2 separate regions of the Homo sapiens genome follow, and region 2 is linked to region 1. A link is an interaction called in ENCODE POLR2A ChIA-PET data of the cell type or tissue named here. Cell type or tissue: CD4-positive, alpha-beta T cell. All regions are shown on one strand.

Region 1 (5,000 bases):
GCGCACCTGTAGTACCAGCTACTCAGGAGGCCGAGGCAGGAGGATCACCTGAGCCCAGGAAGTTGAGACTGAGGTAAGCCTTGATCACACCACTGCACTCCAGCCTGAGCTACACAGTGAGACCCTGTCTCAAACAAACAAAACAGGTAAAACTAATCTCTGGTGATAGAAATCAGAAGAGCTGCCTAAACTGGGTCTGGAAAGAGGCAACAGGGAACTTTCTAGACTGCGTGTTCTATTATCTTGAATGAGGTATACAGGAAACACTAGTGGATACAAGTGTCAAATTTTACTGAATTGTACCCTTAAGACATGTGCATTTCATTCTATGTAAATTACAGCTCAGTTTAAAAGGAAAAGGATTGCAGCAAATGCCTTCTACATTTCCTATAGCTCAAGCACAGCAGCAGGCAAACGTTTTCTGTAAAGGGCCAGAGAGTAAGTATTTTAGGCTTTGCAGTCTCCACTACAACTACGACTGCCTTTGTAGTGTGAAAGGAGCTACGGACAATATGAATGAGCACAGCTGTGTTTCAGTAAAACTACAAAAACAGGTGGCAAGCCAAATGTGGCCCATAGCCATAGTTTGCCAACCCTTGGTCAAGCAAACAGAAAACTAATCCTCAAAATTAATTTAAATATGCTATATTGTTCTCTTCTATATACTGACAGGCATGATAATCACTAGAAGTCCTTCCCATATATGTGAGTTTTTCATACTCATCTACTCACTTAAAATAGGAAAACCCAGAAAAAGTCTAAAACATATTTGATATGTAAGACTGTCATTTTCTTAAAATCATACTCTAATCGCTACTACAGTATTTTGAAAAAATAACCAGGATTATGAGGAATATTCAAGTTTAAAATAAGCCAGCCAGTTAATAATTAAAGTATAAGCTGTACACACACAAAATGCTATGTTATCCACAGTCTGACACTTTGATTTATCTGGTATAATAAAGTTCTTAAAACATGTACAGTTATCACTCATTATCATCTAGTTGGTTCTTCATTTAAAAGAATTCAAAATTAAAGACAGCAATTATGCTTGGGTGTGGTGGCTCACACCTGTAATCCTAGCACTTTAGGAGGCTGAGGCAGGAGAATCACTTGAGGCCAGGGGTTCAACACCAGCCTGGACAACATGGTGAGGCCTTCGTCTCTACAAAAAAACTTAAACATTAGCTGGGTGTGGTCCTAGCTACTCAGGAGGCTGAGGTAGGAGGATCACTTGGGCCTTAGAGGTGGAGAATGCAGTGAGCCATGATTGTGCCACTGTACTCCAGCCCGGGCAATGACAGAGGTAGAGCCTGCCTTCAAAGAAAAAAAAAAAAATAGCAAATACGTCTCAGTTTCCCAATAAGCATTTCAAAATATAAAAATTACATGAAGAAGGCCGGGCACAGTGGCTCACGCCTGTAATCCCAGCACTTTGGGAGGCCGGGCAGATCACGAGGTTAGGAGTTCGAGACCAGCCTGGCCAATATGGTGAAACCGTTTCTACTAAAAATACAAAAAAAAATTAGCCGAGCATGGTGGCGTGTGCCTGTAGCCCAGCTACTCAGGACGCTGAGGCAGGAGAATCACTTGAACCCAGGAGGTGGAGATTGCAGTGAGCCGAGATTGCGCCACTGCACTCCAGCCTGGGGCAACAGAGGGAGACCACCGTCTCAAAAAAAGTACATGAAGAAATAGAACAAATTTTTCATGAAAGTAGTATTAGAAACTAATTTTCTTAATTTTGGCAAGGCTCAAAAAATTGTAACACCACAAATAACATCCAAGGTATACACTTAGGTATAACATGAGACAGCCCTAAGCTGCCTGAAAAATGTTACCTGTCTTCAAGAAAATTCCAATTTAAAAAATGAAATGATTTCTTTCTCACCATAGTATATGACTAATAGAGGAAAAAAAAAAAAACACTAGCAAAATGAGAAAGCTTAAGTTCCTGTATAAGTATTCTACCTAACTAGCCATGTGACAATTTGGCATTCATTCACTCATCAAGTATTTCTGAGAGCTTATTATGTGACAGACACTGGAAACACAGTAGTGAAGAAAATAGCAAAAATCCCTGCCCTCATGACACATTTTGGTGAATCACTTAATCTCTAAAAACAACTCAGTTTTCTTTCTCTAAAACGATGGATTTTATATTATACTACAGAGTATTTTCAATTCTTTTTTTAAAAGTCCATATTACTCTTCTGAATCCAGGGAAGCAACTTATGGAAGATAACCTGAAATCCACTCTTGCCACTGGCTGAAACCATTTGTTGTGTCATCATATTCAGATGGCATACAAGGGAAATTAAGTAACTGCTAGATTATCTTTCACACGATCTAGATGAATTATGAGCCTTACTGGCCTCTTAGTATTTACTTGGTAATTAAGATTCCTTGGATGGAATCCAAAAAGAACAATCTTAGAGAAATTTCTCCAGATAATGCATAATTTTACATTCCCAGATCTAAGCCTATAAAAATATAGATTGCTACTGAACCAACTAATAAGCTTATCTTCTCTTCAGAGTAGGATCTGACCTTTGTTTACAAAGTGCTTGCTAAAAGCAGGTAGTCAGAAAGCCAAATTTTGTATTCAAATATGGTTCCTGCATCTAACATTTAAATCTTCTTTCACTTATGAAGACATATCTTTAGGGCAGGCACAGTGGCTCATGCCTGCAATCCCAGCACTTTGAGAGGCCAAGAGTTTGAGACCAGCCTGGGCAACACAGCAAAATCCCAGCTGGGCATGGTGGTGCACGCTTGTAGATTTACTAGCTACTTTGGAGGCTGAGGTGAAAGGATGGCTTGAGCTCAGGAGTTAGAGGCTGCAACGAACTATGATCATGCCACCACTGCACTCCAGCCTAGGTGACAGAGTTAAAAACAAACAAAAAACCATGAATGAACACCACTGTCAGGTCCAACAAATGCAAATAAAGTAGGAGCACTGAAATTTGCTAACAAGAAGAGATGATGAACACAGATGGACCCAAAGTGGTGGAACAAATTTACATAAGTCAATCTATAATGTGTAAGACACATATAAACAAAGATGAATTATTTCTTTCTACAATAATTTGAACTGTAAGTGGCTTCTAGAACTAGATTCTCAACTCAGCTATATCAAATATTAAATTACTAAGGGAACCTTTAGAACACCCAGATATTTTAAGTCTCATACAGATGAGCACTGTTTACTTAATTTATATTTAAAAATCCAATAAATGGGCCGGGTGTGGTGGCTCACACCTGTAATCCTAGCACTTTGGGAGGCCAAGGAGGGCGGATCACCTGAGGTCAGGAGTTGGAGACCAGCCTGGGCAACGTGTCGAAACCCCGTCTCTATTAAAAATACAAAAAAATTAGCCAGGCATGGTGGCATGTGCCTGTAATCCCAGCTACTCAGGAGGCTGAGGCAGAAGAATCACTTGAACCCCTTTGAAGGTGGAGGTTGTAGTAAGCCAAGATTGTACCACTGTTCCCCAGCCTGGGCAACAGGGAGGCTCCGCCTCAAAAAAAAAAAATCCAATAAATGAAAAGACTTTGGTAAAACTGAAATGATTTATAACCTAGAAGAATCATTATTATAAAATACTAATTATCCAGCTCTCTGGATGTTTGCCTTTTAGACAGAACTCTCATTGCTGACAGCTAGGTATAACGAAAAAAAAGTCAGGCTTTGGTACCTGGAAGACAAGAGTTTGAACACTAGTGCACCACATCTTGGACACAAACTTTCTAAAGCTATTTTTTCACCTCTAAAATGGGAATACTGATTACCTACCTTGAAGGATTGCTATGATTGGTAAAAATACATGTAAAGCACCTGACACATAGTAGGCACTGAAGAAAGAAGTGTCAGCTGCTTATTCTCATAAGCACATCCATGAAAGAGGATATAAGAAAGGACATGGTAAGAAGATAAATCAGAGCCTAGGCTACACTTTTTTTTTTTTTTTTCTGAGACAGTTTCTCACTCCCATTGTCCAGGCTGGAGTGCAGTGACACGGTCACACTCACTGCAGCCTTGACTTCCCGGGCTCAGGTGATTCTCCCACCTCAGCCTCCCAAGTAGCTGGAACTACAGGCACGCACCACCATGCCCGGCTAATTTTTTTATTTTTATTTTTAATAGAGATAGGGTTTCACTATGTTGCCCAGGCTGGTCTCAAACTCCTGGGCTCAAGCAACCCGCCCACCTCTCAGCCTCCCAAACTGCTGGGATTACAGGTGTGAGCCACCGCACCCGGCCTAAGCCTAGGCTACATTTAACTGCTAAAACAAAGCAAACAAAAAGCATCCTGATAATTTAAGTGAAACTTTGGGCTAAATTTTTTGTTCACATTTTATACACATAATACTATAGTTCCTCCTTATAAATACGTAAAATCCAAAGTTACCTCAGGTCTACTTATTTTGGAGCTAAGTAAAAATTAAAGACTTTTACACAATAAAGCAGATAATTTTATGAACAGGTGAGACTGAAAATATGCCAAAAGATATAAAAATGCATATGAAAGGATAGTAAAAGATTCCTACCTTTAAACCGACTGTTATAAGATCTGTAACAACACTGTATGGAAAAAGTAAAAAGAGAAAATGGAAAACAAAGTTAGAGAACAAGTTTTTAAAAGACAGAGATAGTAAGAATAAAGGGGAAAAAGCATTATAATAACAAATAATAAAAATAAGAATGTGATGAGTTGTGAAATATTAATACAAAGAAAAATGATGAGACAGTCTAGCAACAGCAGAGTGCAAAAGCAAATCCTTACTACCAATGCAAGAAACAAATCCTGTTATCTTTTAGTATTTAGGAAAGTATAGTCAAACTTCAATAAAAATGAGTGTTTATCCATTTACCTCTATTTAACAAAGCCAAACCAAAACTTAAAATCACCAAAGTTTGTTCTTTTAAGTCACTGGCATGAATAATCGTGTCTGAGGTTTTAAATGAAACAAAACCAGTGCTTGGATTTTACAGA
Region 2 (5,000 bases), 240 kb before region 1:
AAAATTTGAAATTATATCAAATTTAAAAATTATAAGTAAATAAAAGTTGTTAAAATATCTTGTAGTTAGCTTTCCTTTGCATGGCACTAAGGAATATTTTAGACTAAAAAGTATGTGACCCTTTCTCTGATTCTAGCCTAGGAGAGAACAGTTTTGGAGTCTGTGTCTATACGCATGATTAGAAAATGAAGGTACTAAAAAGAATGAGATGAATCTATTGCCTTCAGAGCCACTTAGAACCCATTTAGCTGAAGGCTCCAATTCTAAGCAACTTATTCATCTTTATGAGTAAAGGTAATGGATATGGTCCCACTGAGCTGGATCTACAAGGTCACTAACTTATCTGTTAAAAGAACAAACATCTACTCTCTCCATACTTGGCACATTCAGATGATTGTATATTCCATGTAAAATATATGCCAATTTCTGGCTTGACCAACTACAAGTATGGGTTTCTCAGGCTAATGGTTTGTAAGAAAAGAAGGTAGACTTCAGGCATAACTCTTCAACCACAGAATACTGTTATAATATTTATCACTCTGTGGAAAAATATCAGAAACAACATTAAATGATTTATGGTCTTAATTATCTTTTGTTTGGACTTTAATTCTGTGAACAGGAATCCATTATGGGGGAAGTTTTATAAAGTCCACATAGATCTCAAATTATGCATGCTGTTCAAAACCTGCAGCAGAAAGCCACCTTAAGAGTAATGGTTTTCTACCAGGGCTTTACTCCCTGGGAAGAGTGCTCTGTTCCTTCTCCTTGTAGGATTTTTTAAAACTTACCAACATTATTTTGGGAATATCTAAATGCATGCAATCTTCTGCTAAAAAGAACTGAATAAAAACATTCTTTTGTACATAAATAATAGCGGTATTTAAATCTCTAATTAGAAGTAGCCTATATAGACAGTTGGCTTTGCAAGCTAAATATTGTCATAAAGAATGGCTATAAATCAACTATCCTGAAAGCAAAGTTACTATTGTATAACTGCTCTATAAATAGTGGTATCATCTTAGTTATCCTTGATTTACATTTGGGGAGCAGTTTATCTTAAAGAGGGCAACAAGATATAATATGGTTCAAAGCTGGGAGCTTTACTGTTATTTTATTGAAATTTTTCTTTAGACAAATTTGGTATCTGGTCAGAACAACTGTGAAATTTTTCAGGCTAAACACCTGTGACTATATTACAAGGAGAGGAATTTTGAGAGTTCAATCACCCATTCATTGGCAGAGCAGATTCAAACAATTCCCTTGGCTCAGCTCCCCAGGCTCAACCTTCCAGCAGAGGAGGCCAGCGTTCAATTCAAGCACAAGTCCTTGTTATTCAATTGGTGGCACAGAACAATTGCTCCCTGGGTACTTATAAGAGAAAACAGTTGCTAGCTCAGTGACACCAAACATTCATCAAATCTCAGTTGAGGGAAACAATATTTAGAAAACAATGCTTGAAAGAAATGGACTCCAGTCATACCTCCAAATAATCTAAATAACCTAATCCTACCCCTGAATCAAGCCAGATCAGCAAACAGCAGGCATTTCTAATGCATCTTTTCTGCCACTCTACACTGAATTGTGCTTTTCTGTGTTCAGGGGCAATACAAAAAAATAGCCTTATAAAATCCTCATAAAATGCTGCTCAGACACTGTCCTATTTATGAGACCCCCTGGAATCAGAAATTTCTAACTGATTCTTAATGTTGAAAAAGAATTGTGCTTCTGAAAAACACTGCTTCGTTGTAACATTATGGACAATGCAATGGTTCCCTTTCTGGCTGGATGGGAAAACTCAAACCTAAATTTTAGAGGCACTAATGAACAAGTAAATAGGTTATAAGGGCATGAATTATTCTTAACCTTATTCCTATATTTTTTATGTCTCTGTTTTTGTTTTCTTTCTTCTTTAGCCTAGACGTCTAACCTATTATCGTTTATTTTATATACCCATGCAGGTCACTTAAAGTCTTTCCTAGAAATAAGACAGAATATAAATACTCTTTTGTTTTAAAAAATTCTACATTTAATAACAATGTAATGAATCACAATGGAAAAGATCAATAGATTTGACTGTATAGCAATCTAAAACTTTTATATGTCAAAAACATCGTAAACAAAATTGAAAGAAACCATAAAACAGAAGAAAGGCAACATAAATAATAATCAAAGAAGTCATGCTCTCAGTATATGAATAAACTATCTATGTCCATGAGAACACAAAATTTGATCAATAAATAAAATAGTGATGGTAAATTAACCAAGAAATTTGGACAAATTTTTCCTTCAAAACAAATGAATTTGAAGGAACCTAAAAGTAATTTAAATTGCTTTCCTAACATAGACTCCTAGAACTATAATGGACCTTTCCTGTTCAAGATAATTACAGAGATCAGTGACCTTGCTTGAGTGTATTAAAGGTTGCTATTTACCTGTCTTTCCAATTCCATAAGGGAAAAGGCAATTTTGGCTTCTCCCTATTCCCTATATGTTAATCCTCAAGGAAGGAACAGTAAATATGTAATCTAATTGGTAGGAGACTGCCATTCCTTGAGTCACATTTCCAAGTAATAAGTTCATATATTACAGGTTGCCACCCAAACAAAAGGCAGACTTGCTCTCTGGGACCCGCCTGTGCACAGGTACAAGGAGCACTCTGGGTATCTCCGGTCTCCAAGAGGTAAGCACCCAGTGTCTGTCACCGCCCTTTCCTCTGCTTTTCGGCCTGAGACTGGGTGGGTAAGCCAGGCAAGGGTCCCTTACAGACCCAACTGCCCATATTTCCAGGGGGAATTCCAGCAAGTAGGAAGTTCCACTTGGCCACAATAGCTAAACCTCATCCTTCAATATAGCTTTTACCTGAAATTCAGTTTTGGAGAGAGTTCCTGGAAACTTGCCCAGATCAATAAAGTTGATCCTCTATTTGTCATTTATCTATCTGTTTGTCCTGTTAATCTCAGATGGAAAGGAGAGGTAAGATTCAGTATCTCCCTGCAAAAGACAGATATACTGACTGGGGCCTTGAGTATAAAGATAAGAGCTGCCACAGCGGAGCAAGGCACCATGATGGAAGATGAGAGCTCCTGGTCTCTGCAGCTGGAATTCAGGAACAGATGAGGTAGGTAGATATCTGATTACCAGGAAAACTTTGCAAATCAGACAAAGCTCTAAGACATAGGCTTTTTAGGCAGGAGCAGATGGAATTATTTTAGCTACCACTTTTTTTTTATTTCAGTCTTTCTTTTCTTATTATGTCTCCGCCTGCAAGAGCTTTGACATTGCCCGGAAGTAGCTAAGGTTTATGTGGTTAGAGCAATGCGACTCAAAATGTGGACTGACAATATCAATAAGGCCTGAAAGCTTGCTAGAAATGAAAATTTGCTCCCCTCCCCAAAGGCCTACTGAATCAGAACCTCTGGGATGGGGCCCAGGAACCAGTGTTTTCATAAGCTCTCCAGGTAATCATTACACTTGCTAAAGTTTAAGATGCACAAAGGGAGCAATGGTGGGAGGTTTTAAAGAGCATTTTGGGGAGCTAGATATTAGTAGACAACATTAGATTAGCTTGCCAAAATTCCATTTCTCTTTATATTGTTTGGAATTTCATCCAGGGCTAAGGAGAGAACTGTAGAAAGACTGGATCCACGGTTTCTCCACAGGCTGAGTTCACCCCCACACCAAGGGCTTTTAAATGGCCCTGGATGATCTGTTTCACAGAAACTCAGACCGGGGATTCTAGATAAGAAACTCTTTGGGGGCTAAAGTAGAAAAAAAGTCCAGTGGAATTATTACAAACTCAAATGCTAAAAAGAAATAGCAAAAAGTGTACACCTAGAACTCTGTTCCTAGAAATGAGATTTTCCCCATCTCTGAAAATAGAATGAAGTCAGTTTACAAAACAGGTTTTGGTCTTGCAGACAGGATAAGATTAGGGAGAAACGATAAGATTAGGAGGAATGAAACAAAGTGAAGGAAATAACACTAAGAAGAAAATTTGAAATCATATTGGCCCAGTTAGAAAAATATGACAAGGAAAAGTTTTAAATAGGGGAGCGAGAATAGGCATTAATGAGAACTCTTCGTTTCTTCCTTAATAACTGGAACTGTGATACTCTATAGTTAAAGAAATGTGAACATGTTTAAAAAGAGAATCATCAGTGAATGATCAGTGTAGAATTCTTCAAGCATCACTAAGTGAGTTTCAAGGTGGCATTGTTTTTGTAAGATGGGGCAACAGGTATTGCACCGGCTATAAGGACATCTGCCTGGGAAATAGAGCTGTATTAAACAAGGTCCAGGGAGAATGAAAATTGATAAAGCCCAGGCCTGGGTTTAGGCCGAACTGAATAGAAAGAAATGCCTCCTAGTGAAAATGAAAGTGGGAAGAAGGTATTTTAACACTGGATGTTTATGGCAGGTCGAGAGCTCTGTGACATCATTCTTTCTCTACAGAGACCTCGGAGGCAGATTCCAAAGTAATATGTGAGGAGAACAAAAATCTAAGTCTGAAAACAAAAAGCAAATATAGAGAAGGAAAAGTACTAAGACCTAGCAAAAGGTATGAGTCCTACCTGGCAATAAAGACGGAACAGAAACAACTTAAATGGAAGGGTAAAGGCTTAGAGCTGAGCAGGACCTGCTAAGTAAGAACGTTCTCAGAGGGACCTTGAACATTGCAGGCTTATCTCTCTGATACAGAAAAGGAAGCGGGAGCAAGAAGTGTTTCAGTTTCCATCAAAGAAGCACCGACCATTTAAGTCTTGGAAATTCAATTCCAAGAAGGTAGGGCTTGGGCGAAATGCCACTAGCCCAGGGGGTTTCCTGGACCTCATCAGACCAGTGAAAGTTCAGGTTCTGGAAACCCAACAGCAGCTCACAGATCAGCTGAGGGTAATTCCCCATGGGAGACAAAAGGGAAAATCTCCTAACCAGGAAGTAGGACTCACAGGCAGACATTCAATAATAGGAGCCTGTGGAGTCCAGAACTAAAACAATTTGGG

The links. Peaks named below come from ENCODE experiments on the same cell type or tissue, not always from the same donor. Only the 100,000 strongest peaks of a DNase experiment are listed, where the experiment ranks them.
Region 2: POLR2A ChIA-PET joins it to region 1 with 5 read pairs; 13 of 35 experiments call an interaction of 5 or more read pairs at or near these places.

Annotation. Positions count from the first base shown.
Region 1 is chr9:112,325,887-112,330,886 of GRCh38, forward strand. The region is part of intron 1 of PTBP3 (polypyrimidine tract binding protein 3); the gene reads right to left. Among named protein-coding and RNA genes, the nearest start is that of PTBP3, 5.2 kb to the right of the region's middle. In CD4-positive, alpha-beta T cell, no CTCF peak of the experiment used is centred here; a DNase peak (open chromatin) is centred at 2,025.
Region 2 is chr9:112,090,714-112,095,713 of GRCh38, forward strand. The region is part of intron 10 of SUSD1 (sushi domain containing 1); the gene reads right to left. Among named protein-coding and RNA genes, the nearest start is that of LINC02977, 53 kb to the left of the region's middle. RefSeq lists enhancers at 1,010-1,656, 4,801-4,970. In CD4-positive, alpha-beta T cell, no CTCF peak of the experiment used is centred here; no DNase peak of the experiment used is centred here.